Regions from separate parts of the Mus musculus genome. Here all the other regions are linked to region 1. The links are chromatin loops, found by intact Hi-C in ENCODE. Cell type or tissue: heart. All regions are shown on one strand. Links, peaks and the distances in the headings refer to the core of each region. The heading gives the core; the rest is flanking DNA. Region 1 holds the start of Fbxl22 (F-box and leucine-rich repeat protein 22). Region 2 has its middle 7.8 kb from the start of Car12. Region 3 has its middle 19 kb from the start of Usp3. Region 4 overlaps Aph1b (aph1 homolog B, gamma secretase subunit). Region 5 holds the start of Aph1c (aph1 homolog C, gamma secretase subunit). Region 6 has its middle 5.6 kb from the start of Lactb. Region 7 overlaps Aph1c (aph1 homolog C, gamma secretase subunit).

The links. Hi-C counts contacts between places; a loop is a spot of excess contacts. Peaks named below come from ENCODE experiments on the same cell type or tissue, not always from the same donor. Only the 100,000 strongest peaks of a DNase experiment are listed, where the experiment ranks them.
Region 2: it touches region 1 in a loop (2.3-fold over the local background); 11 of 42 quality-filtered maps call a loop at or near these places.
Region 3: a loop joins it to region 1, with 2.9 times the contacts of the local background. A loop is called at or near these places in 16 of 42 quality-filtered maps.
Region 4: it touches region 1 in a loop (4-fold over the local background); 16 of 42 quality-filtered maps call a loop at or near these places.
Region 5: it touches region 1 in a loop (2.7-fold over the local background); 10 of 42 quality-filtered maps call a loop at or near these places.
Region 6: a loop joins it to region 1, with 3 times the contacts of the local background. A loop is called at or near these places in 8 of 42 quality-filtered maps.
Region 7: it touches region 1 in a loop (2.2-fold over the local background); 10 of 42 quality-filtered maps call a loop at or near these places.

The regions. Positions count from the first base shown.
Region 1 is chr9:66,511,833-66,516,384 of GRCm38, forward strand. Fbxl22 (F-box and leucine-rich repeat protein 22) reads right to left here and starts at 2,761. Exons shown (of 2, transcript NM_175206.4): 1 at 2,387-2,761; 2 at 1-186. The coding sequence starts at 2,721. Usp3 (ubiquitin specific peptidase 3) reads right to left here. Exons shown (of 15, transcript NM_144937.4): 15 at 2,807-4,552. In heart, for the core only: CTCF peaks have their summits at 1,548 and 2,446; DNase peaks (open chromatin) are centred at 709, 1,549 and 2,639; H3K4me3 peaks cover 3,641 bases; H3K27ac peaks cover 4,000 bases.
Region 2 is chr9:66,703,657-66,708,208 of GRCm38, forward strand. No RefSeq gene overlaps it. Among named protein-coding and RNA genes, the nearest start is that of Car12, 7.8 kb to the right of the region's middle. In heart, for the core only: a CTCF peak has its summit at 2,298; a DNase peak (open chromatin) is centred at 2,345.
Region 3 is chr9:66,609,513-66,614,064 of GRCm38, forward strand. No RefSeq gene overlaps it. Among named protein-coding and RNA genes, the nearest start is that of Usp3, 19 kb to the left of the region's middle. In heart, for the core only: no CTCF peak of the experiment used is centred there; a DNase peak (open chromatin) is centred at 2,349; H3K4me3 peaks cover 593 bases; H3K27ac peaks cover 289 bases.
Region 4 is chr9:66,785,939-66,790,490 of GRCm38, forward strand. It overlaps Aph1b (aph1 homolog B, gamma secretase subunit), which reads right to left. Exons shown (of 6, transcript NM_177583.4): 4 at 3,708-3,830. Among named protein-coding and RNA genes, the nearest start is that of Aph1b, 7.2 kb to the right of the region's middle. In heart, for the core only: a CTCF peak has its summit at 2,093 (motif pointing left); no DNase peak of the experiment used is centred there.
Region 5 is chr9:66,832,108-66,836,659 of GRCm38, forward strand. It overlaps Aph1c (aph1 homolog C, gamma secretase subunit), which reads right to left and starts at 2,599. Exons shown (of 6, transcript NM_026674.3): 1 at 2,379-2,599; 2 at 1,052-1,222. The coding sequence starts at 2,491. In heart, for the core only: no CTCF peak of the experiment used is centred there; DNase peaks (open chromatin) are centred at 474, 1,954 and 2,764; H3K4me3 peaks cover 2,039 bases; H3K27ac peaks cover 1,345 bases.
Region 6 is chr9:66,978,841-66,983,392 of GRCm38, forward strand. No RefSeq gene overlaps it. Among named protein-coding and RNA genes, the nearest start is that of Lactb, 5.6 kb to the left of the region's middle. In heart, for the core only: a CTCF peak has its summit at 1,834 (motif pointing left); no DNase peak of the experiment used is centred there.
Region 7 is chr9:66,824,317-66,828,868 of GRCm38, forward strand. Aph1c (aph1 homolog C, gamma secretase subunit) reads right to left here. Exons shown (of 6, transcript NM_026674.3): 3 at 4,357-4,430; 4 at 3,421-3,543. Among named protein-coding and RNA genes, the nearest start is that of Aph1c, 8.1 kb to the right of the region's middle. In heart, for the core only: a CTCF peak has its summit at 1,879 (motif pointing left); no DNase peak of the experiment used is centred there.

The DNA.
Region 1 (4,552 bases), core at 174-4,173:
TCCACGTGCAGAGTCTGCAGCGCGCGCCCGTGCGCGGCCACGGCCGCCAGCGTGCGGTTGGTAACGCGCGCGCAGTTCTCGAGGCGCAGCGTACGCAGGCGCGGGCAGCTGAGCAGCAAGCGCGCCAGGCAGTCGTCCGTGACGTGGCCGCAGCCCGACAGCGTGACGGACGTCAGGTTGGGGCACCTGTGGGGAGAGCGGGGTGACACGGGGCTGAGGCGCAGCAGAACTCCTTCACAGGAGACTGCAGCGAGTCCGAGGGGCTAGGGCTGTAGCCAGGGCCCCCGGCCCCTTCATCTACGGGGTCCATTATCAGGGGTCTTTGAAAGGGACAGCTGTGTGCCTTTGATCCTCCCCGAGGCTGGGATCCATGCGTGACAGGGACTCTGTGGGCGGAGAGGTCTCCTGGGGTAGTGGTTAGTGACTGAAAACCATAGTGTTGGGTCAGACCGTCAGCTCGGTTGCCTGCAACAGTTACTTCGGCTTTTGGGTCAGCAGCCTGAAAGCCAGGGCCGCTAGCGCCAGGCCCTGGAGTTTGTAATGTGACCGGACTATCACTGAACCAAAGTTGACTTCTGTATGGTAGAAGAGTTGGGCAGTGTGTAGCCATGCACCTGTGAGGACTGAGGTTCGGGTGAGCAGAGCCCACTACTGGCACAACCCACTTTCCTAGAGCCCAGGATGGTCACGTGGCTTCCTCCTTGGGCGGAGCCTCCAGTGGGCCTGGGCCCTGTGGTCGAGGAGCTGAATGTGGATTGGAGGGTCGGGTTCCTTTCCACACCACCCTCCGCTTAGTGCCTTGCCTGCACCTAGCTGGGGCAGCTCATCTCCCTTGTGCCTGGGAAGGTTTAAATTTAAAGTGTGCTGGACTTGGTACCATTTCACACGCCGAGCCCATGCCTCCCTCATCATGCACGCTACACCTACTACACCAGTTTTGTGAATGAGGAGACTGGCTCCCGGTGGCTCAAGTGACTTGGCAAGTTACTCGTGATGGTTATGAAGGTGCATTTAAGCCCTCAGCATATTGCCTGATCTGGCCTTAAGGTTTAGACTGAAACCCAACTAAGGCAGAAGAATTCAGAACAGCTGACTCTCTTACACCCCCAGCTCATTTTACCTTTCTCAAATTACTGTCACTCCATCCTCTGGTCCTGTGATACAGATTTTCTCATTTTGCAGAGAAAGGTATGAGGTGGGCGTTTAAACATTTGGTCTGAGGTCAGTTATACAATATCAGAACTGGAAACTCAATACCTTTGCACTTTCTTTGACACTGGGGACAGGTGCTTAGCAGATCCTGTAAAAATCGAATCTTGCTGGTTTCAGGGATTAAACCTGGTTATCTTCCAGCAAGAATGAACCACTGTGGGATTGTAACACACAAACACACACACACTCTGCCCATAACCTTGCAGCCTAGTGAAACCCATCAAAATGGCCTTGCCTGGTCTTGTCAGAGCCAAGCCCAAATCCAACTTGGGAAGAGAACAAGTGAAAGGCAGGCCCCTGTAATTACTTTCTGTGGTGAGGCCAGCCCACAGTGGTACTAACCCTAGATGGCAGCAGCTAGCAACCACCCATGCTTCTTAGCTAGCAGGGAGCTCTTTCTCCTCAGCAGCTGGCACAGCCATGTTGGCCATAGCTTCCCTGCACAGGAAGGTGTGACTGACCCATTTTGTGGCTCAGCCTGTGCAAGGGATTGGGGGGAGGAGGGAGGGATGTGTGGCATCAAAAGATCAAATAGGGGATTTTTCAGGGCATCCCCTATTACGGTTTATCTCAAATTCAAATATAACTGGGTGGTGTGTATCTTACTTGCTAAGATCTGGCAGTCCTACACTGGCACAGCACACTATGTCTCAGAGTATCCCTTATGCCCTGACAGTTGAAATCCATCCCTGAGTGCTGTGCAGGACAAGTGTGTTCCCCAGAGGAGACGCTCACTGCTACTTTGCATAGGCTTTGCTTCAGCTTACCTGAGCACCCTAGCTCTCCTTCCTTAGCAGCAGTTCTCAGGCCTCGGTAACTGCATTCTTGTTTGAGGAATGGTGTTTATTTTTGGCCAAATTAGAGGCCTGAGCCAACTGATGCCTTTGGGAGCCTGACCTTGAAAATCCAGGCTCAGCTGAACCCAACCAGGCCTTAATGGCTGCCAGTGAAGACAGCTGCTCCAAGGAGCCGCTGAACCCAGCTGAACTCAACTTCATTTGCCACAGCAGCATTTTTAGGAGCTGAGAGTGAGCCGATTTAACCCAACTCTTTGGGCACTGGTTGTCTGCCTTGGTCTCAATCTGAGCCATATTGCTCTTGGAATGTGTGCTTCCCAGCCCTCCCTGGAGCCAGGGCCAACAAAGCCACAGTGCTCAGGGGCAAGGTGGCCTACCTGTTGCACACCTGCAGGAGGAAATCATTAACCAGGCTCTCGTGCTGGCTGCAGATGCTCCTCTGGAGGGCGCTCTTGAGCCAGTCCTCGATGCTGCACACCTGCACACGGCTGGAATGCCAACAGATGGACAGGCTGCGCAGCGCAGGGCTCAGCCGGAAGTTGTCTTTCTTGAGCTCTGCGAGAGAATGGAAGTGCAGCAGGGGCCAGAGGGTGGGGTCCTCAAACACATCTCGGAGCTGGGAGCAAGTCCTGGAGAGGCTCCTCCGGCTGTCCTTGTCCAGGAAGGAGAAGAGACACAGCAGACACTCCCGATTGAGCTGGGTTATGTGCATGGTGAGTGGTGGCCGCACGTGAATGCCCAGAAAGGGTCTGACCTGCCTCCTGCTTCCTCCCCAGATCAGGACTGGTGGACATATATGGTTGAGGAATGGTGTTTATTTTTGGCCAACAACTGGTGCTGAAGCTCGGGGTGGGGAGGGCGGGTGTCAGGATCCAGACTTACTCGAAGCCATCTGTGGTTCGGCTTATGTTCAGAGGGCCTGAAAGTCCTGGCAGAAGAGCAGCCCATTGAAGTTACAAGTTTTCCTTAAAAGGGATTTCTTTTCCTCTGAGCTGATAAGTGTTGAGCACAGGGCTCTTGGCTTTTACTAAGGTGTTTTCATTGGAGGTAATTAGCGACAACAGCCCTTCCTGGGCTTGCAGCCTTTCTCCTAGCAGGACAGTGAGTATTAGCTGTTAGGTATCAGAGTGTGTCGGTGCGGCTCCTCTGCTCACCCTTGCTAGGAAGAGGTCATTTTTACCATGCCCCAAACTGTGAGTGGAATCTGAGGATCATGCTTGGTACTTTAGCTCAGGACACTAATGGCTACCTTGCAAAGATGAGCTATCTTTAAACCCCAATGGCAAGGCCCAAATGGCTCCATTTTTACCCTAAACTGTCATAAGATTCATCTGAAATGTTATTTTAAAAGCTAGCACGTGTGTGTGAGACAGACAGACTGGTGCATGTGTTCTTTTTCGTGGGTGATTTGCAGAGTTTCATTATCTGTCCTAGATAGCATTCCCCAATATGTGAGGGTGGGCAGTTTCTATTTTTGAACACTTAATTGAAGTGTAAATAACTGGAAGTGAACTGCAAGTCTGATGGGTTTCAATGCTTGCACACAGCCCCCAGCTGCCCTGCTTTTTAGGAAGCTGTGCTGCAGATCTGGAAGTATGAAGCTGCTCTAAGTGCATACAACTTGGTGGAAACCTAAGACTACTACAGCTTCCCCTGAAAGAACTCCACAGAACCCCTTAATGACTACTCCCCTTTCCTCCTGCCCATGTAGGCTACAAGACTGGCCCCTGATGGCTGTTGCTCTGCCATTTCTTCTTCCTTCCTCTCCTCCTCCTCTTTTTTTTTTTTTTTTTTTTTTTTGGCTTTTTGAGACAGGGTTTCTCTGTATATCCCTGGCTGTCCTGGAACTCACTTTGTAGACCAGGCTGGCCTCGAACTCAGAAATCCGCCTGCCTCTGCCTCCTGAGTGCTGGAACTAAAGGCGAGCGCCACCACTGCCCGGCTTGCTCTGCCTGGAAACAATCCACAGAAGAGCCCAGCTGGTGAGGCGGGACTAGGATGTGATTCGTCTGCAGCCAGAATGAATGGTAACGTGCACAATGACATCTTGGCATCATACAGACTACTAAGTCTTAATGGCCAATGATCTTGGCATGGCCACCACTCCCTTGAGGGCTACTGCCCAGTGGTGACAGTCACACACACATGTGCCTCCTCTTTCCTGTGCTGTGGCATCTTCTCGGGGCTGTCAGAAGACCCATGCTCTGGAAACAGTTCCTACCTGAGCCTTTCCAAAGCCTGGGCAAGAGGTGACTTCAGCAGTTGGAGGACCATGAGAGAGTTTAGGGGACGGTAGAGGTTACAATGGGTTAAACATATAAAGTAAACCAAAGAAGTGAAATAAATCTGAGCAGGTACCACAGGTGTGACACACGACACTCAACCAGGGCCAGCGCATATGACTGGTTTAATTACATCATCTGCCACTACACACTGAGTAGAATACAGTGGATAAGCTTAGAGTTCTCCACCATGGAGAGACTTGTGTTGCCACAAACTGTTTCTATCCCCACCTGTGTGGGAGGACTTGGAGTTTCCTGTTG
Region 2 (4,552 bases), core at 277-4,276, 190 kb after region 1:
CAGCATCCAGGCAGGCATGGTACAGGCTGAGCTGAGAGTTCAGCATCCTGTTCCAAAGGCAAACAGGAGAAGACTGGCTTCCAGGGAGCTAGGATGAGGGTCTTAAAGCACATGGCCACAGTGACACACTTCCTTCAACGGCCACACCTACTTCAACAAGTCCACACCTCCTAATAGTGCCACTCCCTGGGCCTAACATTCAAACCACCATAGCATGCAAAACTATTTGGGCAAAAAAACAAAAATAAAATACAAAATACAAAAAAAAAAAAAACCCAAACAATAAAAACCCATATCAAACCAAACCACTTATGTGACACACTGCAGTTTCCAATGCTCTAGGATAAATGAATATTTGATGGAGACATGGTGGAAATGCTAGGTGTGAGAGAAGCCTGCTGTAGACAGGGAAACACAGAGTTGCTGAGTTAGGTCAACACGGTTGTGACAGCAGCCCGGGCTTGCCCTCTAACTCAGCCCCTGAACAACATGCTGCCCAGACACATGCACAACTGCCCTGGTTCTGAGCAACAGCAGATGTCCAGTATGAAGAACTGTTCATATTCTGGATTGGATCTTCTCAAAAGACCTTTATGGTCCAAGCTGCCCCTGGAAGCCACTTGGTATCTGTGGTCTGATGCCCTTGTCCATGTTGCAGCCTGAGGTTCATGTGGATGTCAGTGGTGTTACAGCAGCCAGGATGTTTCTGCTGATGTTCCTGGCCAAGTTACCACTAAAGGCCATACAGATGTTGTCGGTTTGGGCTGCCCCTGAGGCCATGCTGATGTTTGTGGACGCTGCTGAGGGGCCATGCTGCTATGAGTGGGTAGCCATCTGAGACGTGTTAATGGGTATAGCCTATCATGCTACTGCTGAGGGCCATGTCTGGGTCCCCAGTCCTACCTCAGCTGGGGTCTGTGGCCAGTATTGCCACTGAAGGCCATCTGGGTATCTAGATGTCTGTGATCTGTACTGCTGCAGAGAGCCATGTTGACGTGAGAATCCTGCACTGCTACCTGACGCCATATTAATATCTTTGATCCGTACTGTTGTCAGGGCTAGGATGGTGTCCGTGGCCTGTGCAGTGGAAGAGGGTCATGTTGATGTCCATGGTCTGAACTGCCACAGGAGACCATGTTGACATCAGAGACCATGTGGGTGTCCATGGTCTGTGCTATCATGTTCAAGTCCATGACCTGCTGACTATAAAGATCAAGGGAGCTACTTTTTCTATGATATTGATGATTGCAGACATACAGTTGAGAAAGAGGGACATGAAAGGTCAACCGGCACAGCTACATAATAAAACATTTACATAGAACAAAGGTAAGAAAGTGCTAAAAATGTACATGAGTGTGCATATGCAATTGATGTGTAGCAGACAAATCAACAGGAAGGGGTGACTGCTGCATAGATAGTGTAGGGGACTGGCTCACTACATAGAAGAATTATGGTTGATCCCTAACTTCAAATACCACCATAAACAAACATGAGCTGCAGACCAACTAAAGAATCCAGTGTGTGTGTGTGTGTGTGTGTGTGTGTGTGTATGTGTTTTGGGAACAAAAATTAGCTCTTTGTTTCTCTTCTCTTCTCCCCTCCTCTCTCTTTCTTTCTTTCTTTCTTTCTTTCTTTCTTTCTTTCTTTCTTTCTTTCTTTCTTTCTTTCTTTCTTTCTTTCTTTCTTTCTTTCTATCTCACTATGTAACCCTGGGTGGCCTGGACTTTGCTATGTTGAGCATCCTGGCTACTAACAGAGATTTACCTGCTCCTGCCTTTCAAGTGAGATTTATTTTTATGTGTTTACCTGTATGGGTGGGTATTGTATACCATATGCATGCAGTACCCTTGAAGGCCAGAAGAGGCCATTGGATTCCCCTGTAGCTGGAATTATAGGCAGTTGTGAACAGTCATGTGGGTGAGGTGAGCCAAACTGGGTTCTTTGCAGGAGCAGTAAATGCTCTTAACTACATGTTTTAACTACTGAAAACATGTCTCCAGTTCCTCAATGTAAGTTCTTGTAGCAGTGTAGTACATGTGAGACAACATATTTGCCCCAAGGTTATCAGGAGTTTTTTAATTGACATGGACAATAAAGAGAACAAGATGTAAAAAAGTGAAGAATTGATGGGTATAGGATGGATTATTGGGCTTTCTCTGCCTTTAAAACATTACATGTAAATAACTTTGTTTCTAAAACTCATGTGGCTGAGTTATTTCATTGTTGCAGGTCAACATACAAAGTTGTTTCCTGTCTCTCCCAGGGCACTTTGCCCATCATCATGTTGCTCACTACTCCCCTCCAGTGGATGGATCTGGAATTACCTTTCATTGCCCTGTACCTCCTCTTTTGTTTAGACAAGGCTACAAAGGAGGATAGCTCCTTCCACCACTTCTCTGCTCTCTTCCTTACCACTTCCCTTCTAGGGGCAGCTAGTCACATAAGACTGCTGTGATCTGGGCACGATGATGTGTGCCCGCAATCTAGTACTCAGGAAACAGAAAGCTGATGCTCTCAAGGCTGGTCTAGGCTGTGTGTGCAAACAGCAACAAGAAAACAACAAGCTATTGTGTTGGGATTTCCATTGTTCACTATGTCTGACTGATTTACTCCCTGAGTTGGGGCTATGTTAGTTTGGTTTAATTTGGTTTTCAGAGGTGAGATGGGTCCAGGCAGTCTTGTTCCTAAAGCATGCCCAATGTCTTCATTAGCAACTCTCTGGTTACAGGTGTCAACCAACTTTGTAATTACGGATTATGGTGGTCTTCCTTCCTAAGTATTAGAAAAGATTTTTTACACATTTTCACTGGGATTAAGTGGGATTAAGTCCCTATCATAAAGATAGTGTGATTGAGGTCACCCCAGCCCCTAGAGGAAATAAAATCTGCAGAGAGAGTCCAAGTTTGTAGGACTAGAAATTTCTGATTCTTTTAACATTCTTTGGGAACTCTGGCTGTAGCATGCCATCATTTCTTCCACTCACAAAATTGTGGGTAGTAAGCAGAGGCATACAACATCAGAACCATGCTTTGTACATCATTGTTAAAAACGGTATAGACATTAGTAATCAGCCATTACTTTGTTGTTTATCTTTGGCAGAGGGTGCCATGGAGCCCAGGTTGGACTCAAACTCTCTGTGCAGCCAACACTGGCATTGAACTCCTAGTTCTCCTGCCTCTATCTCTCACGTACTGAGGTTACAGGCCCAAGCCATAAGGCTTAGCCAGTAATTCCATGCTAGTCACTTAATTACTGCCACGGAACCCCCAAATCTTCAAGTGAAGGGGTATAAAGCAGTTACTTCATGATGCATTTAGCCATCCCAGTGGTCTCGATATGCCATGTCTCCTTGGGAGGTGTCTTAGTTCACTGGTCAAGCCATCTCACACGAGAGAACTATGATGCCCTACCAACCACCAGTCAAATCTTTAGCCAACACAGGGCTTGGGAGGAAATTAGATCCAGCAAGACTGGCTGCTGGCCAGAGAGGCACCTCAATTCTATGGGCCCAGGGAGAAGCTCTCTCTACTCATCTTTGTCTATCCATGTTACAAAGCCAGCTGTATAAACTGCTGCCCCAGACTCTCCTCCCTGAGCACTGTTAGGCCTCAGCGCCTAAGTGAGGTGGCCCAGCTTAGTGCATCAACTCCAGTTGAAAGAGAAGAAGAAAAATCACAGGCATGCTCCTCCAACCCACTCGTAGGGATGGTTGCACACCGACGTGCAGGCAACTGGGGGTTGCTTGCCAGGTTTCTTTGGAAGTACCTGAAATGAGGGAGCAGATCTCGAAGTCCTGAGGTTGTAGACAGCTAGAGTGGAAGTACTTGTATACTCGAGCACAGAGGAAATTTCCAGCTTCTTCCAAGCCTATGTGGCAGTAGCTCTGAGTCCCCCACATCAGACTTTCCCTGCGACCCAGTGCCTGTGAGCCTACTGTTTAGAAGGTGTCTTATTTCAATAGAATGACTGGGGCCAATATATAGAACCACGGAGAAAACTGTATCTGGAAGTTTTTGCCTGTTCATCCCTGAAGGCCCATGGAAGTTGGTGAGGTTGCCCACACCAAGTATGGAATTACGGGACAAAATTACTGGCCTCTTCCTCCTTCAGCCATGCAGGGCCTTTTAAGAGAACTACATGTATGCAGTGTTAAGCATGCCCCCGTGCCACATTTAAATATGCCTAGCTTATTATATTACTTCTTGATGGCTCTGTGGGGGTGTATTTACTATAGCCCTTGTATCTTTGCTATCTTAAATTATTGTTATCATTTTGAATTTTTGAAGTGGTGTTTGTCTGTAAAGCCCAGGCTTGCTGTGAACGTGTGCTCTCCCTGCTGCCGACTCCTGGGTGCTGGGGTTACAGGGATACTGTCCCCACTCCTCAGACAGTATCTGAAGATACTCAGAGCAGAAGGCTGCGTGCCCAAGGTCATGTAGGACAGCGAGTGGTGTGGAGATGCAAACCCAAGCTCTTTCTCCCCTGTGCCTTTCTGTCTGACTCAGTGAAAGCTGCTGGGTTTGATATTAGGACTGTTTAATTTATGTTTCAC
Region 3 (4,552 bases), core at 244-4,243, 98 kb after region 1:
CATAATTAAAAATAAAGTAAAATCTTAAATAAAAACCTGCATGAATGTGTGAAGGCCTGAGCATGCATATATATATATATATATATATATATATATATATATATATATATATAGTGTGTGTGTGTGTGTGCGCGCGCGCGCGCGCGTGCGCTCAAAAAGATCCACTGAGACCAGAAGACAGCATGCAATACCACAGAGCTAGAGCTAGAGTTAACGGAGGTTGAAAGCTGTCCTCCCCCAATATGGGTGCTGGGAACCACACTTAGATCCTTCGAAAGAGCTGTAAGTGCTCTTAATCACTGAGCCATCTCTCCAGTCCCCCAAATAAATTATTTTTTTTTATAAATTAGAGGGTAAAATCTGTATATGAGAGAGAACATATGGCTGGTGAAGACCAACTTTAAAAGCTTCAACTTATTAACCATTTGCTTCCTCTGTGCTGGACGGGAAGAGCCAGCCAGCCATAGCCTCCTGTATACAATAATCTCCACTCCCTTCTTACACGTGCTCATGAATTTTGACTCAACAAACATTGGGTAACTATGACAGTAAAGACAGAACACATTCCCCTTCTTAAGAATCCCCTCCCGGACTGGAGAGATGGCTCAGTGGTTAAGAGCACTGATTGCTCTTTCAGAGGTCCTGAGTTCAAATCCCAGCAACCACATGGTGGCTCACAACCATCTGTAATGAGATCTGACCCCCTCTTCTGGGGTGTCTGAAGACAGCTACAGTGTACTAACGTATAATAATAAATAAATCTTAAAAAAAAAAAAAAGAATCCCCTCACATCTGGCATGTGGTATTTTTTTTTTTTTTTTTTTTTTTTGGTTTTTCGAGACAGGGTTTCTCTGTATAGCCCTGGCTGTCCTGGAACTCACTTTGTAGACCAGGCTGGCCTCGAACTCAGAAATCCGCCTGTCTCTGCCTCCCAAGTGCTGGGATTAAAGGCGTGCGCCACCACCACCCCGCGGTATATTCTTTTAATAGAGAGGCAGAGACAGTCAGATCTCTGTGAGTTTGACAAGCCTGGTTTACATAGTGAGTTCCAGGACAGCCAAGGCTATGTAGAGAGACCTTGTCTCAGACAACAACAGTAACAAGAATCCCCTCCTCACCTACCCTAGCACCGCAGATGTGTGCTCTGACCCTAGAGCTGTACATTTTCCAAATCATTCTGAATACAATGAAAACCAGCACACAAATCCAGAGGCCCATTCTCAGCATGGTTGGTTGAATCCGTGCACGTGATACCCATGGGTAAGGAGGATCAGTGATAACTGAAACATCCAAGCCCAGCTCTGTCCAAATGCAGGACGGGGAGGCAGGAGGATGTGGCCCTCTGTGCCTTGGAAAGGCTCTAAGGATGCCTGGTTGGCAGACAGCAAGCAGAGTGTACACAGGATGGGCTTCACAGAGGAGCTTTTGACCCTAAACATGGCGCTTACACTCAAAACTCTCATTCGCTTCCCCAGCCAGGGTAAACCTTCTACATATGAGAAGATGTCACCAATAAAGATTTATCTGGGAGCCTGGGAGATGGCACAGCAGATCAAAGAGCTTGTTAGATAAGCTGATCACCTGAGGTTCCTGGAATCCACATGGTGGAAGGAGAACTGACTGAAGTTGTCATCTATTAGCTGCAGGCTCAGTTCTGTGACATGTCAACAACCACCCCCCGGGATGATAATGTTATACAGAAAATAAAAGTTCAAGATTTATTTGGTGCAGGTGGGGTGCTGCAAAGCAGTAAATCCCAGAATCTAGAATGCTAAGGCAGGAGGTTCATGGATTTCAGGCCAGTCTGAGGTATGTAGTGAGACAAGGGGGGGAGGGGAACTCATTAATTAATTAATTAATTAATTAATTCGTTAAACAGAACTATGGCCTTTGAAAGGACTATAGTAGTTCTCCAACTAAACACATGTTGAGAATCTGCATACGTAGCAATAAGGAGGTTTGATACACGCAGAATTTGGGTATATCTCTGTTGTCTGGAGATAGTAGACCCAGTAAGCAAATACTGACATGACCTAGGAAGACTCAATTACGGCCCCTGGGTCACACATGTAACTAACTGGTGGGATCAGAAGTCGGAAGGTAGTGTACGAGGGAGGAGACATTCAAACTCCCCACTCTGGGCTATGGAAAGACGCTGTCCCTGTGCTGCGTGTTGCATCATTACAGACAGTCCCAGACTTCTTGCCTCCAGTGTTTGTGACAGCAGCAGCTATTCTGGCTCTCCATCTCTCTGTTTATAAAAATAAAGTGCTTGAGAAACGCGTCTCCCAAGTGTCCTCCCAGCACTGGATGCTTCGTCACGGTGTTTTCTCCTCTTCCCTTTGCAAAGGCTCTGCTGGCCCAGTTCCCCCTGGCTCAGAGCTCCTCAGGGGACTCGGCGTCTCCTGGGCTCGCCCCCTAGAGGACATCTGTGGCGCTGCAGGAGCCAGACTCCCGGGGAGAATCTGTGCATCAGACCAAGTCAACATAATCACACGGTAAAGCCAACTTTAATTACCGCTTTCCCTTTTTGAAAAACAGGGATCAACTACACATTCTCACAGCCCTTCCCACGCTTGCCAGGGCAAGGCTTCTGGAACAATGACGGGCGCAGTTGCAGCTTGAAAAGCCACTGGATTATTTTAAAATTGGATTCTATTTTAAACTCCCCACCCCTCCGTTTCTCTTAGGTCCTAGGAGACCCATTTGTTGATCCCGTAATGATCTTAAAGAGCTGACAGGTCTCAGTTATAAAGTAATGCATTTGTCTCTGGTCGTTTTATTAAAACAATCTTTTGGGTTGTTAGGTAATACATGCAACATGATACAAGACTGAAACATCACAGTGTTCGCAGGGCTAATCACAATAACTGAAGTTGGAAATGGCCCAAGCGTCATCACTGGTGAGTGGCTATACAGATCAGTGAGATGGCCCAGCAAGGAAAGGGACTTGCTGCCTCTTCTGACCACCCAAGCCCATCCCTGACTCCTGAGGGTTATCCTCAGAGCACAGTGACACCAGAACCACCTCTTACCATAAACAAACAACATCACACAACGCAGTGTTACTCAGCCATAGAAAAGAATGAAGAAATGATAACAGTCTAAAATAAAAACAAGTTTTGAAGACATGCCAAGTGAAGGAAGCTGTCTTAGGGTTTTATTGCTGTGAAGAGACATCATGGCTTGGCAACACTTGTAAATGAAAACATTTAATTTGGGGCTCCCTTACAGTTTCAGATGTTTAGCCCATTATCTTCATGGTAGGAAGCATGGTGCCCTGCAGGTAGACACGGTGCTGGAGAAGAAGCTGAGAGTTCTACATCTTGATTCATAGGCAGCAGGAGGAGAGTGTGCTACACTGGGCATAGCTTGAGCATAGGAGACCTCAAAGCCCACCCCCACAGTGACACACTTCCTCCAACAAGGCCACACCTACCAATGGGCCAAGCATTCAAACACTTGAATCTGTGGGGGCCATACCTATTCAAACCACCACAGAAGCCAGGCCAAATGTTTGTTGTTTTTTATTCTTCAAAACAGGGTTCGTGGGCTGGAGAGATGGCTCAGCAGTTAAGAGCACTGACTGCTCTTCCAGAGGTCCTCAGTTCAATTCCCAGCAACCACATGGTGGCTCACAACCACCCATAATGAGATATGACGCCCTATTCTGGTGTGTCTGAAGACAGCTACAGTGTACTCACATACATAAAATAAAAAAATAAATCTTCAACAACAACAACAAAAAACCTAAAAAACAAAACAGGGTTCTCTGTGTATCTCTGGCTGTCCTGGAACTTGCTTTGAAGACCAGACTGACCTTGAACTCAGAGATCTGTCTGGCTCTGCCTCCATAGTGCTAGGATTAAAGCTGTGAGCTGGAGCTGCCCAGCTTAAAGGGCCACGTTATATCATTACTGTTCTATGAAATATAGAGAAGAAGCAAATTGATAGAGATATAGAGCAAGGTTAGTGGTAGCCAGGGCACAGGAAATGGTTTCTCATGGATGTGGGGTCTTCTATGAGATGAGGCAATGTCCTGAAGTTAGATGCATGGGAGGTCACCCTGTGTTATGAACGTACTGAAAGTCACTGAGTTATGTATTTTTAAACAGTTACAACAGCATACGTTTTTATGCTTTGTATATTTTTACCACAAGATGTTCAACGTTTTCCAGGTCTCCTCCCTGAAAGCAAAACTAAATATTAACTTTGTTCTTAAGCATCCAGAGACTCTTGCACCCGTGTGCGCGTGCATACGTGTGCTTAGGCTAGGCATTGTTGAAGGACTTTGTTCCTCACCTCCTCCTCAATAATCCACGCTTCCCTTTCTTTTCCTCCTCACAGTTTACTTAGAACAATCATCAGTTTCTTCAAAAGGAATCAGGAAGGAGTTTTATTATAGAGCTAAAGTACACACTTGAGCTAGGAGCGGTTGTGTATACACATGCATAGTTACACACACACACAGCCCCAAATAGTGTGTGTGTGTGTATGTGTGTGTGTGTGTGTATTTCCAGTGCTAGAGATTACAACTCAGGCACATACCCCT
Region 4 (4,552 bases), core at 416-4,415, 270 kb after region 1:
ATAAAGTGAGCTACTGTATATGACCCACAGTATGAACCATCTCAAGAGCATGTTGCTGACTGAGGACAAACACATTGGGAACATGCATATTATTTACATGAAGTAAGAGACTCTCAAAACAATATTAAAAGACATAACTGTTGTGGCTACAGGACAGTAAGTTGTCACATCTCTGACAATATCTTCATGTCAAGCTCTGCCAGACCACACTAAAAGGATTCAATTCAGGTCTAGACATCCTTCTGAAGAGGACAGTTCCTATGGACAGATGGCTGCCAATGGTGTGACACTGAGACCACTTAAGATGCCTAGGGCTAAGTTTAGTTCTTTTAATATACCTGAGTCAAAAGACTAAGGCAAAACCTGACACAATGGGAATTCTTTTTAAATCATAATGTTTCTTGATGTCAATCAAGGAATAAGGGAATTCACTACCACAGGCATTTGGCATCTAGCTGGCAGCCTCTGCTCACCCTTCTCTCAGGACATTGCCATGGGTGCTAAGATCAGTTAAGTGTGCTCCCAGGGTTAGCTCCGAGAGTCCAACTACTTGGGAAATACTCTTGCTGGTGACATTTTTCAGTCTGTTCTTATTCAAAACAGTGTTACCCTGTAAGCTTCAGACAAGTATCATCTAGACCTCATTGGCCCTGATCTTGCTTCTAAGTTCTAGGTCTGAATGTCTTGATCCTTCCTATTAAGAAGTCTAATGGACTGACTTTTCCTCTTTTGTCAAGTCAGACATCTCCAACTAGCATTCAAAGCCTTCTACAGTCTAGAACCAAATGACTTTAATTTATAGATTCTCTATGAATCTTCAACTGCCTTCTTATGCCAGAATCACAGAACTCAAGCCAGGGATAGTTGTGCAGCAATTGGGGGAATAGAGACAGAAGTAGGGGGCTCAGACCTTTAAAGTCATCCTTAGATACATACTAAGTTTGAGACTAGCCTGGGCTATCTGACACCCTCAAAAACAAAAAAAAATTAAAACAACTTTTTCCCTCTCTTCCTTTCCCCTATCCTATCATCTCCTTCCTCTCCTTCTTTCAATGTATGTGTGTTTGTATGTGTATATGTATGTGTGTGCATGCACACACATACACATATGTACACAGATTGTCCTTTTTCCCTCAATATGCATTCCTCCACATTCTACCACACCTAGTACTTGCTCTAAGACAAAACACAGGGCCAAGAACATGGCTCAGTAAGTAAAGGAATTTGCTGCCAAAACTAACAATATATGTTTAATATCTGGGTATACTTTTTTGAAGGAGAGAACCAATTTTCTTAAATTGTTCTCAAATATCCATACATGCACACACACACACATAAATGTAATAAAAAAAGTTAAGATCCAGCACAATGTCACCTTTTCAGTAGGCATACTTGATACATTCTCTTCTCTATAGCTTTCATAAATTTGCTGTTGAGGGTCCTGTTCCCTAGACCAACTGGCATCCTACTGCCCCAGTCTCCCGAGTATGGTAATTATAGGTATAAACCACTGCATCTGTGTGAATGTTACACTACTCTTCCTCTCTGTAGTTGATTTTATGCTTTGTGTAGTTAGGTGTTTGTTTTTATAGTCAAAAGCTATGGAGAAGATTTTAATAATTATTTGTAGACTGCACACTTAAATAATCAAAAGGACTTCTCCCCAAATACTAAATTAGTGATCCAGGATATGACTTGAACTTGGGACCACAATCCCATACTTCCTTCTCTACCAAACATTTCCAAGAAATAGCAATGACTCTAATTACTGCTGTTCTGCTCCACAACCACAGATAACAAAGAACTAACTTACATTTATGTGTAAGTTATATGTAAGTATACTATGTGTACTTCATAAACTATGCTTGTCGGTAACATAAAAATCCATGTATATACATGTATCATACATGATGTGCATTATTAACACAACTGACATAGATAGAGATGCTAATTAACAACCCCATACTCCTTACTTATTCTAATTACCATTTCAGGAACAAAATGGTAATTAGAATACTTTTCCGAGGGATTCATTTTAAGCTGGCCTTGAAAACAGCTGGCTTTCTGAAGGGAATTAGCACCATCTAGAGGACAGAAACCTGTAGCAATAAAGGACATGGAAGGAACCGGCTCCTGCAACAATGTAAACTATAAGAAAATTTACAAGAAACATGGAAGGTATCTTATTAATTTCTACTAGATTCTAAGACATGAACCATTAAAACTATATTTGTTGCTTTTACAAACTTAACATTTTTACCTTTTAAATTTTATTTCAGAAATGTTCCAGTTTAGAAGGTAATCGGCTCTGTTGGAGGCAGTGTTAAGCATGACCTATTAGCACACTCTTCCTTAACTCAGAGCTGGAGTTAAATAGTCTGAACTGTATGCCGCAGGCCTCAGAAAGTCAAAGACCTTTCCAACAGGGAAGACTAACTTGCTGGCTGCACAGAGAACTGGTTCTCTTGAGTGGCTGACAGAATTGATGTCCATAGGAGAGGCTGAGATTCGAACTAACAAGGAAACAGAGAATGGTGGAGGACTGTCAATGCACTCAGGGACATGGGCATGATAAGACAGATGGCTCTAAGCCATTACAGCTTTTAAAATTGGCCATTTCTCTGTACAACCTTTTTATTCTATTGAAATCTACTGAAACTCTATCTATTTTTTGGTTGTATTTCCCTAAAGATGGTCACCTCCCTTAATGAGCATTAGCCTGGGTGTGGACACTGACTTAATTGAAAAAAAGGGTATATGAATTCCCTTATTTCAATGATAGAACTGCTATTGATCTAGACCTAAATAATATTCTGACTATAAAACAAACTTGTTATCATTGTACTATAACATATAGCTAGAGAAGAAAAAGCAATGTGAAAAGAGTTGGTCCTCTTTTACTACATCTTTGCATAGAAAGATCAATTTATCTATTATTTTTCACTCTGAATTGAAAGATATCATACTGCCTATCTGTAAATATCAACAAGTTATAGATAAATCAAAGAGTAGAATTTAGGGCTAGGGGTCTTATACTGAGTTCTTAGCACTAAACAAGAAGAAAAAATAGGGCTTACAGGCTTATGTTAAAAATAAATATAAAATCCCAAAATAAAGAGAATATGTCTCATAAAAGTTAGCTGCTGGGCAGTGGGTGGGTAGGGGAGTGGGGGGTGGGTATGGGGGACTTTTGGGATAGCATTGGAAATGTAAATGAGGAAAATACCTAATAAAATTTTTTTTAAAAGTTAGCTGCTAATGTTTCAACTATATATATACATATATATATATACATATATATATATATATATTTCTTATGCAAGATAAAATCTGTCATATTCCAAAGCACTCAAACCCCTGCCCCCACTCCCAGGTCCTTCACTTATAGTGCCTAAGAATATCTTGCCTTTAAAAGGCTTAACAGGGGTCTAGAGAGATGACTGCTCTTCCAGAGTTCCTGAGTTCAATTCCCAGCAACCACCTGGTGGCTCACAACCATCTTCAATGGGATCCAGTGCCCTCTTCTGGCGTGTTTGTACTCATATATAATAAATAGATTGATAGATAGATAGACAGACAGACAGACAGATAAATCTTTTTAAAAAGCTTAAAATAAATCATCATTCACTTGAATTCTGAAGCCAATGAATGCAATACAGATGATCCTTTAGAGCAGAACCCTGAACACCCACAGCTATGGCACATACCTGAATTAAGGAAGAACTGAGGAGAATCACCATGAATGCCCACTGTGCCTGGCCCCAAGGAGTTAGACAGGGTGTTCACAAAGGAAAACACTCCACTCATGATTCCAAAGCCCAAGCCAGAAACTAAAGAGGAAGAAAAACACCGGTAAACCCTTTTCCTGTTAGGCATCCACTTCAGCTCTCATTTGCAAGGTCTGGGGAATGCTGTTTCACTGCAGGGACAGGGTCTGCTTTTTTGGCATGTGGAAGGCATGGAGTGGTTCCTACAGCTGCAGAGAAAGTGCTGCTGCAAGGCTGAGGAGGATTTGGGTCTTTGGACTGGAAGGAAAAAGGGAAGGAAACAGCCTGCTGTTGCTGAAGCACCGGCCAGCCAGCTCTGGAAGGCTACGTGAGAAAGTGCAGAGCATGAGGAGTGGGTAAATGAACAAGGGACGGGCACAGAAGGGACAAGAGAAGATGTGAGGGATTAACTGTTTGCAAGGTGAGACCCCTGGGCCAGACTGAGTTAACTCTACATAGAGACCTAGATTGTGTGTGTGTGTGTGTGTGTGTGTGTGTGTGTGTGTGTGTGTGTGTTATGTGTGCATGGGCATGCATATGCGTGTGTGTGTGTATGTATGTATGTGTGCGTCCATGCTACATGTGCATGTGAGAATGTGTATGTGTAGACATGCACACTGGTGCCTACATGAGTTTATGTGTACCATGTACAGGTGTGCATGTGGGAGAGTATGTATGTGTGTGTGTGTTATGTATGTAGACATGCACACTGGTGCCTGCGTGAGTTTATGTGTACCATCTGCAGGTGTTGGGTCCCCTAGAGGTAGAATTAGAGGTGGTTGTGA
Region 5 (4,552 bases), core at 348-4,347, 320 kb after region 1:
AAATGCCATGGTATACATGTGACGGTCAAGAGACAACTTGAAGTCCTTTCATTTTTTTCTACCTTTAAATGGGTGCCGGGGCTTGATCTCGGGTCATCAGGCTTGGTGGCAAGCACGTTTACCCACTGAACCATCATCTTGCCAGGTACTCCAAAGCTATGCTTTTTTTGCTACTAAGAAATGGCTTCCTGGTTTTCAATTTGTAACTTAAATTGCCTCATTATGAAAAGGGAACTCAATATCTACTGCTAAAAGCAAGATGTTTTTAAAAATCCAGAATAACAACATGTTAGGAAGGGAGATGACCAGAAGCCTGTCCCAGGGGGTGTTGCTGAGACTTACTTTAGGTTTTATCTATGAACTTCGTGGAGAGTCTGAGTGGCAGGAACGAAAACATTTGTTACTCCACTGACCTTACCACAGAAGCAAGGCTAAACTCATAACTTCCTGAAAGAACATAAGAACCTAGGGCTCCAAGTCCAAGCTCTGACTCAAATTACTGGTTTCATGTGACGTCCTCATGGGTCCTTCAGCTGATCATATCCTAGTCCCAAATGAAAGCTCATCTCACACACACACACACACACACACACACACACAAGCCAGTCCTCGTGACAGTCTCTCCCACTCTCTGTTTTTTTTTTTTTTTTTTTTTTTTTTTTTAAGAGAGGCTTCACTATACTCTGTGGATGTCAAGGAACTCACTTTGTAAACCAGACTGGCCTCAAACTCACAGATCTCTGCCTGCCTCTGGGGATTAAGGTGTGCACCACCAGAGCTTCTGTTTTACCTTTGCACCTCCAGTTCTGACAAAGTATCTGGGAAAATTCTCAAGAAACACTTTTGGGAGGAAGGAGAAGGAGGGAAAGGCAAGGGAGCAGGGGAGCAGGGGAGCAGGGGAGCAGGAGGGTGGGAGGGCGGGCGGGCGGACAGGCAGGCAGGCAGGCAAGCCAGGTCATAAATTTAAATACAATTTTCAGGCTAGAAATGTAACAACCACCAAATCATAATTCAAGTCTAACTGGGAAAATAAAACAAACATTTAACTTACTTTAACAGCTTATAATATGCGAGCCTGAACAGCTCTTGGATACAGACAGAGAGCAACGCTCCGAAGATGAGCAGATAATTCTGTACTGATTCATCTCTGTTGTTAGTAATGACTCTCACTAGGAACCAAAACATGGACGAAAGCAGGAGAGACACCAACCAGAAGAAAGCACTGGAACGTAGAAGACAAAAGTCACGAGTTAACAGAAGCACAGGAAACAAATATCTTGATCTTTTTTAGGAAAGAACCCCTTCACATGGTATTCCGAATCAGCATTTGCTAATCAATGGTCCATTTTCCTCCTAGTGAAAAAACAGTCCAAGAGGAACGTCAGATGCCCTCAACAAGGACGATTCAGTGACCCTGTCTGTGTACACCAGAACACTATCTGCCAAGGACTGGCAACGAGGAAGTTGGTTACTGCTTTGCCTCATTGGTGTGCCATAGAAACATATAACCAGTGGCTGTTACAATTTTCATATCCTAGAAAATGTGAATTTAATGGCTTAGCTGTCTGTAAAGATAAGTATCTTTTCTGAAGGAAAACAAACACCTACACCTGTATTTATTGTGTGCACCATGGAAAACTCAGAAGTTGAAAACCCATGCTGTGGTCTAGTTGTTTTCCAGGCCCGGTTCTTACAACCTTCCTGTGGACTTTAAGGACACAGCAAGCTTGACGTTCAACAGACTCTATTGATTTTTAATGCCAACAGCGAAGGAGCACTATTTATTACAGGAAAAAAGAACGCAGAGAGGCTGGAGTTCCTGGCTAGCCAGTGAGTTGCCTGGGTGCCAAGTCTCAGAAACTCAGTCTCAGCAGGTGCAAAGGGATCAAGACCGCAGTCACCAGCAGAGTTAGATATTTACCAAGTTCTCAGCAAGACTGGTCAGGTGTTGCAGCGGTTTTCTCAGGCTTTCACCATTGGCTGCACCCCAACCATTACCCAGGGGCCTACAAGAAAAATCTGAGCCCAAATTCCTCACAGGCATTCTGAGTCCAAGAACGGGGGTTGAGGAGGTGGACAACTGATCCCCAGGTGTCTTTAATGGCAGAGAGTGAGAACAGCTCTTCGATGCCGCTGAGCACTGAGTGAAATGAGAAATTCCTACGGAAAGACTAAGGCTCCATACACGAATGTATCCACTTATTCCCATCTTCCACAGAAGCCAAGACCCGCAGGACTCGCCTGCTCAGCCTGAACCCCCTCCCCCCAGTCTTGGACAGTCCCACAAGCTGGGAGCCACTGGGAGATGGGGATCCCGGGGTCGTGGAAACCCAGGAGAGGGAGGGACCCGCGGTGTCCGGGACTCGGCTCAACCTCACCCAGCGATGAGGAAAATGACGCGCAAAGGGTCGGTGGCGATGGTGAAGAGGTAGAGTGCGAACGCGGGCCCGAAGGCGATGAAGGCGCAACCGAAGAACACAGGCAGCGTCATGGTACCCACAGAAGCCAGTCCCGGGGGACCTGAGTGGATCCGAGGTGACTGGGACGATTTCTTAGCGGAATGCGGGGCGGGGCAGGCCTGCCAGGTACTCCGGGCTCGATCAGAGAAGGGGGCGGAGCAAAGCCCGGGAGGCGGGGCCTCGAGGTGCTCCAAGGCTTTTTTGAGCGGAGGGCGGGACGTACGAGAGGCGGTGCCTTAGGGGCGGTTTCTGGCCAATCAGAGCCTGGGGGCGGTGCAGGACACAGCCAGTCAGAGCAGAGGGCGGAGCGGCGCTCTAGATGAAGTGCCTTGAGATGCTCCGCGGCTTGTTTTTGCAGAGGGCGGGGTGGAGTCGAGGAGGCGGGTCCTCGAGCTGCTCCACAGCAAGGCAGGACTGGGCGGGGGCGGAGCTCGAAAAACAGAGCCTGTATCGCACAACGGTCAGTCGCAGAGGGGTGTCCAGGCGGATCTCGGGAGGTAGTTCCAGGAGGTGCTCCAGGCGCTGAGAGCGAATGGCGGTGCAGGATTCGGGAAGCTATTTCTTGAGAGGCTCAGAGTACTGTTAGAACCTGTGCAGCGGCATCGAGAAGCTGTCAGAGAGGCGGTTCCTCGAGGGGCTCCACGTGCTGTCAGAACCGGGGCGGCCTCTAGTGTCTCTGCGTGCGTACAGCGCAGGGGACAGGGCCTCGAGGGGCTTCACAAGCGGTCAGAGCGGAGGTGCAGCCTGGAAGGATTCGGTGTGCGGGCAGGCTGGGCAGCAACGCGGCCTCCTGGGACTCCACGTGCCGTCAGACTGCGGGGCGGGGCCTTGAGGGCTGGGCAGTTCTTCAGAGCACTCGGGGTGCTGAGAATGGAAAGGGGTCCTTCAAGGTTTCTTCTCTAGGTTTCTTGGGGCAATGAAAGTTGCCCGCCGAACTGGGCGGGCGCCTAGACCTCCGAGAGGCAAAGGGCTACACCAAGCCTCAGACTTGCCAGCGCTGCAGGTCCTTATTCCAAAGCGTGGCTCACTGAAGACTTAAAAGCTGTGCCCCAGCCCTCTTGCCTGTGGGTACACATTGTCCCTGGTGCTGGCCAACTGTAAGGTGGTCTAAGGGAGATTACCAGGCCACTTTTGTGCTGAAGGTCAATTGAAGTAAACAGCAGGACAGGGGCACGGTTCCTTTAAAGTAAGTATTTTTTCTGTGTCCGTGGTTGCAGGAATGTGGGGCTCCCATCCTATGTAAAAATCCAACTGGGCTGGTATGACCCAGGTGAATCATCCCCTATGGAAAAGGAATAATGAAATACTGACGAGTTGTTCTGACAAGTTGGTTTCTGTGCCACTAACAGCCCTGATCTCCAAAAACTTAAAAAATTTTAAAGGCATTCTCTAATCATATCTGAATTTAAATTTCAGGACAAACAACCACAGCTATGTTAAGAATGCTACAAGGTTAATATTGACTAATTACATTCATGTTTGTGGAGAATTGAAACGCTGTAGATACAGAGCCAATATCTTGGGCTATCTAGCCTCTTTAACAGCTATTCATTCCCACCTCTGCATCTGCTCTAATGCCCTTGTGACTATCACGTGACAGGTTTTTTCCTTCATATTTACTACTAGCCTCCACAAACCCCAAAGCTAAGAATGTCATCGGATTGCAGCATCTGACACCTGTAGCAGAGATTTCCCTGCTCTGCTCTGCCCCACTTACCTGATATTTCCAATAATGCATCTGAAAGGGGCCTTGATTTATTACTTTCTTTTGTAACTGTAAAAACTTCATGTACTCATTTCCATGTGGGAAAACAGTATTTGGGGCAACCCCAATACTCTGTTCCCCAGGCCAAGATCACTCAAATTTGGCTGCAGAATAAACAATTTTGAAATGAGAGCTGTGTTTTGCTTGACATTCTTATAGTAACATCGCTTTGCTATACATTCAATCACAAGTCAATTTCAGTGATGCATCTGTCTTCCTGTTTAAATGTAAACTTCCAGAGGGAAAAGACTTTGTTATTTCCCAGTGCCTAGAAGAAACTAAAGTAAGGAATAGAATAATCTTGAAGATGAAGCATTGAAGCATCTGA
Region 6 (4,552 bases), core at 242-4,241, 470 kb after region 1:
TCCTGGATATTAAAGCAGCACACACATCTTCATATAGAGTAATGTCTATTCAAAGCTTCTACACTCACTATGTTCCTTTATGTGTATGCGTATGCCTAAGTGTATGTAGGCGCTAGCCTGGGGTGCCCATGGAGGCCAGAAGAGAGGATCAAATCCCCTAGAACTGGAGTGACAGAGAGTCAGGAGGACCAAACCCTGGATACTCTGCAAGAACAGCAAGTAGTCTCAACCACTGAGCCATCTCTCCAGCCCCACTATTTGATTGATTGATTGATTGATTGAGATAGGATCAGGTTGGCCTGGAATTCACTAAGTACCCCAGCTAGTCCTCAAACTCTAACCTCCTGCCTTAATGTTACAAGTGCTGAGATTACGTGTGTGCACCATCAGGGCTGGATCTCCTGCCCATTTATTTTATATTTTTAAATATTAATTTTATTTTACTTTATATGTGTGAATGTCATACCTGTATGTGTGTATGTGCACGATGTGTGTGCCTAGTCCAAAGAGAGGGTCAGGTTCCCTGCAACTGGAGTTATAGCTATTGTGAGCCATCACGTGGGTCCCGGAAATTGAACCTGGGTCCTCTGCAAGAGCAACAACTGTTCTGAACCACTGAGCCATCTCTTTGCCCCCACCTTCCCATTTCTATAACAGTATTGAATGACAAAATGAAGAAGCCACTAGTGGGTTACAATGAAGTCGGGGACTGGGGTGGGGGAAGGAGAGAAGTGTGCTAAGTACAGTTTAAAAGGCTGAGGTGAAGGATCATGGAGGTGACAGGCCTGTTCAGCTTGTCTGTGGAGTAGGACACAGGCTTTACTGGTCATTAATTGTCATAGAAACACAAGTACACAAAGAGTAGAAGAGAAACCGGGGCAACCTGAATTACATTAATAGATTCTATTTATGTTACCGTCTTAGCTATGGTACTTTACTGTAGTTTTTTTTTTTTTAAATGTTACCAATTTGTCTTTTTTTTTTAAAGATGTATTTATTTATTATATGTAAGTACACTGTAGCTGTCTTCAGACACTCCAGAAGAGGGAGTCAGATCTTGTTACAGATGGTTGTGAGCCACCATGTGGTTGCTGGGATTTGAACTCCGGACCTTCGGAAGAGCAGTCGGGTGCTCTTACCCACTGAGCCATCTCACCAGCCCCCCAATTTGTCTTTTTAAAACAGTTATGGGATCTATAAGTAATAAATTTTATTACTTACCAGGGCATGTGAATATACAATTATTTCCAAATAAGGTTAAGTTTAAAAATGCAATAAAAAAAAACCCTGATCAGTCTCATAATGTGTCCCTTCAAGTACTGTCCTTAATAAGGCTATATTACACAACCTTCAAAGCTCAGCTCGGGTCTTGTGTCTTCCCGTAGACGTCACTGGTCAGAACCAGCCAACTGTTTCCTCTGCCTTGATCTTCTGTGCCTTCTCTGTTGTGCCAGCTGTTCGGATCTAGGTGGCAACCCTCTGAAGGCACAGCTTCGCCTCTGCATTTCTCTCCCCATATATAAAGCTCCAGATTGCTTTGTCTTGGCGGGTCTGAATCCTGATGATAAACCTAGTCGTCACTTTATCTGTAACCTCACTATAACTATATTACAGGTTGCTGTGAAGGTTAAATGTACTACAACATGAAAAGGAGATCAAGTGAGTAGACATTTTACTGAAAACAGAAACAATGAGCTGGAGAGATGGACCAGCAGTTAAGACTATGTAACTGCTCTCACAAAGGCTCTAAATTCAGTTTCCAATCCCATACCGGGCAGTGGAGGCCATCCTACAACTCCATTTTCAAGGATATGCCGCCCTCGTCTGGTCTCTGTGGGCATTGCACTCATGCAGAAATCCATACTCGGAGACACACAGACATACACATAATAATTACAGATACATACAAAAGTAAAATAAGATAAGATGCCGTGTGAGGAGTGGTGAGGAGGGTGTGACCCCAGGCTTCAGCTTGATACTTGTTTCTAAAATTACCACAGGGAAAGAGCAAAGACCTACTGAGAGTGAATGCCCAGTGCTCTATCATCCAAATGTTTGCATTTTGCAGCTGTAGTGACATCAGTATCTGCTTCTGGACATTTTAGGTGTGTGTGTGCGTGTGTGCGCGTGTGCGTGTGTGTGCATGCACGCATAATATATATTCATATACATGAAAATTGTGCTGGTCTATATACATATATGTATGTAAATCATATGTATATATGTATATAAATCAGCACACTTTTCAAAAATAAATGTTAACACCACGAATATCATCCTTGAGTGTTGTCCTTGCTTATATTCTCTGTGTTGTTCCAATTTTAGTGTATGTGCTGCCAAGGCAGTTATACCCCACAACAGAACAGGAGGACAACTCTGGAACATTTTCAAGTTTTAACTTCCCTAGGAGGCTAAGGCAGGGGGGGGGATTTCAGACTCAAGGCCCACATGAGTCACTGTCCTAATTTGGTTTCTGCTGCTTTGTGATTAAAAAACAAAAAACAAAAAAACAACAAAAAAACAACAACAACAACAACAACAACAACAACAAAACCTGACCAAAACCAGTTTGGGGAGGAAAGGGTTTATTTGACTTACAGGCCACACAGTCCATCACTGAGGGAAGCCAAGGCAGGAACTCAAGGCAGGGATCTGGAGGCAGGAACTGAAGCACAGGTGCTCAGGTGCTCCTAGGGGAGCACTGTCTACTGGCTTTCTTCTTATGGCTTGTTTAGCCTGCTTTCTTATACCACCCAGGACCACCTGCCCAGGGGTGGTGCCATCCACAGTGGGCTGAGTGCCCCCCACACCAGTCAATTACTTCCCCCTCCCCCAGATAATTCCTCAATCAAAGTTCCCACTTCCCAGATGTGTCTAGGCTTGTACTAATTGTAAACAAAACAAAACCAACAAACAATAACAAAACACCCAGCACCGCTGTATAGCCAGATTCTGTCTCAAGACAAAATAAAATAAAACAAGCCAAAAGAAAAGAAAAGGTTTGCCAGGAACCAATATTCTTTAGTAGCTCTGCTTCACACAAGGGCTGCCCTCCAGTTAAACACGTTCACACAGGCTTCCCTCCACCCACAGCATGTCTTCCTATCAAGCTCTCTGTTTAATTATTTGGTGGACGCCCAGTGGTTAAAGACCAAATAAGGATTCAGTTTCAATCACTGGAGGAGCCAGTCTGTTCTGCTCCTAGATGGAAACTTAGAGAATAAATAGTCTTTTCTTGAACTGTCTTAATGACCCTTCGAAAGAAAGTCACCAAGGACTGTGAGTGCATCCTCTCTGCCATCGTGGGAATTTGGAAACTCTTCAGAACTGAGCTGAACCCTGAGGACCTCACTAGACTCCGGGTCCTCTCCACACAGGCCAGTGGATTCTGTAATGGATTCCGTAGAGACGGCCGCCAGTGTACTCTGCCTGTACTGCAGGCCTTGTGGGCCTCATGATTTCACTGATGACTGAGCAGGGTAAAGCTTGGTCATTCAGTCAGGTCACCTCTCCTATAGCCTCGGACACATTTACCTTCTGGGAAAATAGAAAGGAGTTGTTGTTGTTGCTGTTGTTGTTGTTGTGGATCAAAAACAAAGAATGGGGCTGGGTAGATCATTCAGTTAGCAAAGTGTTTCCTGTGCAAACACAAGGACCCGAGTTCAGCTCCCCACCACCCACACACATAAAAAGCTGGATGGGGGCTGGAGAGGTGGCTCAGAGGTTAAGAGCACTGACTGCTCTTCCGAAGGTCCTGAGTTCAAATCCCAGCAACCACATGGTGGCTCACAACCACCTGAAATGAGATCTTCTGGTGCGTCTGAAGACAACTACAGTGTACTTATTTATAATAATAAATAAATCTTTGGGTCGGAGCAGTCAAGGATTGAACGAGTAGGGCCGACCAGAGCAAGTGGGATTGACAGGAGCGAGCAGAGGCCCTAAATTCAATTGCCAACAACCACATGAAGGTTCACAACTATCTGTACAGCTACAGTGTACTAATATACATAATATAAATAAATAAATCTTTAAAAAATCATTATTAAAAAAAAAAAAAGCTGGCAGACATGGCCTGTGCATCTGTAGTCCCAGCACGGGGGAGGTGGAGACAGATGACTTTCTAGAGCTCATTGACCAGCCTGCTCAGCCAAAGCTGTGAACTCCAGGTTCAGTAAAAGACCGTGTCTCCAAAATAAAGTGGAGAGAAAGTGGAGTCAGGTGCCAGGTGTGGTGGCACATGAGTGCGTATAACGCACACACACACACACACACACACACACACACACACACGGCATGAAGTAGCCTATATTTATTTTATCCTTACAGTTATAAGTAACTTTCCAAGTGTTGAAAAGCCAGAGTCCACGGAGAGTAAATGACCCTTCATTCTGTCATACTGCTTCTTTATAACAAACAGTATTTGATGTGCTGCTCTTGGGAGGAGCCACGCTGTCCTACCATTCGTTCACAAGGCCAGTGGCCATCAAAAGGCTCACAAAGGGCTTGTTCTTGCTGCAGTTTCCTTAGCTCAAGCACCAGGGATGGGTTT
Region 7 (4,552 bases), core at 267-4,266, 310 kb after region 1:
CCATTCCCATATAAAATTAGACAACCTTGACTTAAAAGTTGGCCACTAGGCCCATCCCATACCAAAAATCCTGCCTCTAACAGGTAGCTCATGGTGCCAGTATAGGGTGACTCCCATCATTAAGTCCTAGCAGATCATTAAGTCACCTGTGCTCTCATTAGGAAAAGCCTAATTCTGTCAGGTGAGCAAGATGACCCTAGGTAACAACTCTTCAAAAAGAACAACCCTGGTGCACCTAAGAAACACTTTTGGCAATGTCTTTGCTATATAAATCTCCCAACTGCCCAAGTTGCCAGACTTGTTTCTTGTCTTCAAGTGCAACCTGGAGTTAGGATGCAAAGGAGATTTAAGGTTGACAGTGTATGTTGAATGTGTATGCCTCAGGTCTATATAAGCTGGTAAAATGTCCTGCTTGAGGCTGGCTCCCTTTTGTGCATTCACCGGAACAAGTCATACACTGTCATTAAGGAGTAGCTGCTTCCTTCATTAATCTCTAAAGTGTGCAGAGTAATTTCTTACAGATAATGCATATCGATTCTATGCCACAATACAATAAATTACAATGTGAATGCTTCCTCTAGAAACCATGCCATGCAGCCACCCTGAAGTGATCACTGTGACTCTTTAGCAGAGATGTGGGTAGGTTGCAAGGGGAGGTTCAGGAGGGACCCGCACTGTAGAGCCAGAACTAAACAGAATTGGCTGTTAAACAGGCCCACAAATGCCAGGATTCCTAATACACACAGCCACACAGTCACAGAGCCACATGGGTTCTAGCTGAGGTTGTTGAGGAAGGCTAGACTTTCAAATGCTTGTAGTACTGAGTTTAGTTTCATTTAATGCTTAATGACTCTAGGCATTCTTTCTTCATTTTTCATTTTCTTTAGACAGTGTTTCACTATGTAGCTCAGGCTGACCTTGAACTTGTAGGGATCCATCTGCCTCTGCTTCCCCCACCCCCAAGTCCTGGGATTAAAAGTATATATGCCACCATACCCAGCTTTTTGGTCATTGCTTCTGTCCTGTCTGAAAGCACTGGAAATGGAGGCCTGTAGGGCCTCTTCCTTCTACTTGGAGCATCCCTCCCTGCAGCCCTTTCCTTTGTTGGCCTTGGTTATTAATCATCTTTAAGAATTTTCTATTCAAATGGCACTTCCTCCATAAACTCGTATTTATTTTTCAGTAAATATTTTTAAGTGCCATCCAGTAACAAAGGTCTCCATGAGGCTCTGGGGATGGCCATGAACAAGATAGCCTTAACTTTTATCATTTAGCACACAACTGGGGTTGGGGGCATTAAACAGTAGTCACGTCAGTCACTCACACCTGAGGTACATATGAAAAAGGCAGAGACCTTTCCTGTTGCCATGTGAGTCCATGCCTGTCTTCCTCTCTGTAACATCTACATTATTCTTTGTGTTTGCTTTTATTCCTCCATGGGCAGAAGGCATGGAGAAACCTTTAATAGTTATTTACAGAATATATAGTTAAATAATGGAAAGGACTTGTTCCCAAGTATTAATGAGTTAGGATATGATATGACTTGAACTTGGAACTCCAATCCCATACTACCTTCCCTAGCAAACTTACAAGAAATGGCAGAATCTAACTTACTGCTGGCCTGCTCCACAGATAACAAAGGACAAACGTGTTCATTTCATAAACTATGCCTGTCTGTAACATAAAAATCCATGTATATACAGGCATCATACAATTTATGTATTATTAACACAACTGACATAAGTAGAGGTTTATTTACTTTCCTACTCCTTACTTACTCTAATTACCATTTTAGGAACAAATCTACTTTTCCAAGGCACTCATTTTAAGCTGGCCTTGAAACAGATTTGTTTACTGAAGGGAGTTGGCACCATCTAGAGGACAGAAGCCAGAAATACAGGAGGATGGAAAGAAGTTCCTTAAACACTGTAAACTTTAAGAAGATTCGTAAAACTGAAGCAGTAACAGACTTTAGCTACTTAAACTATATTTGATTCTTTTTTTTACAAATCTAGCATTATGGTCATTAAAATTCATGTCACAAATATTCCAGTTTAGAAATATTTACAAAGGTGATCGGCTCTGTTGGAGGCAGCGTTAAGCATGACCTATTAACACACTCCCCCTTAACTCAGAGCTGGAGTTAAATAGTCTGAACTGTATGCCGCAGGCCTCAGAAAGTCAAAGACCTTTCCAACAGGGAAGACTAACTTGCTGGCTGCACAGAGAACTGGTTCTCTTGAGTGGCTGACAGCAATGATGTCCATAGGAGAGGCAGAGATTCGAACTAACAAGGAAACAGAGAATGGTGGAGGACTGTCAATGCACTCAGGGACATGGGCATGATAAGACAGATGGCTCTAAGCCACTACAGCTTTTAAAATTGGCCATTTCTCTATACAACCTTTTTATTCTATTGAAATCTACTGAAACTCTATCTATTTTTTGGTTGCATTTCCCTAAAGATGGTAACCTCCCTAATGAGCATTAGCCTGGGTGTAAACACTGATTTAGTTGAAAAAAAATAGATTTATGAGTTCATGTATTTCAATGACATAACTTCTGTGGGTCAGACAATTATAAATACAACAGATGCCAGGCATGGTGGCACATGCCTTTAATCCCAGTACTTGGGAGGCAGAGGCAGGTGAATTTCTGAGTTCAAGGCCAGCCTGATATATAGATTGAGTTCCAGGGCAGCCAGGGCTATACAGAGAAACTCTGTCCCAAAAAACCAAAATAAATAAATAAATAAATAAATAGATAGATAAATAAATAAATCAATAAATCATATTTTCCTCTATTTTTAAACAAATGTGAAATTTAATGAAAATAATATTCTAATTATAAAACAAATGTGTTATCATTATTGCTGGTGATTGAAAAGCAATGTGAAGAGTTTGTCCTTTAATAGTATCTGCATAAAAGACAATTAATCTATCATTTCTTCTCTCTGAACTTAAAGATTAAACCATACTATGTAAATCTAAAAAGCACTGAGATGTAGATTAAGTAAATATTAAGACTTAGAACTGGGGGCCATGTATTTAATCCCTAGTACTAGATAAAGAAAAAAATATTAAGACTAATAGGCTTACATTGAAGATGAATATAAAATTTCAAAAACAAAAAGACTTTATCTCATACAAATGAACTGCTAATATTTCAAATATACTTTAACATTTTAGAATAGCAAAATGAAGATATAGATCTTATGCATGATAAATTCTATAGTATTCCGAAGCACTCCAATCAAACCCCGGCCCTCACTCCCAGGTCCTTCACTTATAGTGCCTAAGAATATCTTGCCTTTAAAAAGCTTAACATAAATCATCATTCACTTGAATTCTGAAGCCAATGAATGCAATACAGATGATCCTTTAGAGCAGAACCCTGAACACGCACATACCTGGCACATACCTGAATTAAGGAAGAACTGAGGAGAATCACCATGAATGCCCACTGTGCCTGGCCCCAAGGAGTTAGACAGGGTGTTCACAAAGGAAAACACTCCACTCATGATTCCAAAGCCCAAGCCAGAAACTAAAGAGGAAGAAAAACACCGGTAAACCCTTTTCCTGTTAGGCGTCCACTTCAGCTCTCATTTGCAAGGTCTGGGGAATGCTGTTTCACTGCAGTGACAGGGTCTGCTTTCTTGGCATGTGGAAGGCATGGCGTAGTTCCTACAGCTGCAGAGAAAGTACTGCTGCAAGGCTGAGGAGGAGTTGGGTCTTTGGACTGGAAGGCAGAAGGGAAGGAAACAGCCTGCTGTTGCTGAAGCACCGGCCAGCCAGCTCTGGAAGGCTACGTGAGAAAGTGCAGAGCATGAGGAGTGGGTAAATGAACAAGGGATGGGCACAGAAGGGACAAGAGAGGATGTGAGGGATTAACTGTTTGCAAGGTGAGACCCCTGGGCCAGACTGAGCTAACTCTACATAGAGACCTGGATCGTATGTGTGTATGTGTGTGTGTGTGTGTGTGTGTGTGTGTGTGTGTCTGTGTTACATGTGCATGTGAGAATGTGTATGTGTAGACATGCACACTGGTGCCTATATGAGTTTATGTGTACCATGTACAGGTGTGCATGTGGGAGTGCGTGTGTGTATTTGTGTGTGTGTGTGTGTTGTGTATGTAGATATGCACACTGGTGCCTGCATGAGTTTATGTGTACCAATGTATAGGATCTGCAGGTGTTGGATCCCCTAGAGGTAGAGTTAGAGGAGGTTGTGAGCCACTATGTGGGTGCTGGGAACTGAATTCGAGTCCTCTGCAAGAGCAGTAGGTGCTCTTAAAGGCTGAGCCATCTCTCCAGCACTTCTACTATTTTTCTTCATGACACCACAGGGTCTAACTTACCATACGCCAACAGTCGCATCGAGGGTGCTATGTCCTCCTCCGGGTTTATGCTTTTCAAACCCTCACTGGCTTTTCTAAAAGAGAAATACCTTTTTAAAAAATTTACAGCTGTGGGTTTTTTTTTTGTTTTGTTTTTTGTTTGTTTGTGTGTGTGTGTGTGTGTGTGTGTGTGTGTGTGTGTGTGTGTGTTTAGGTT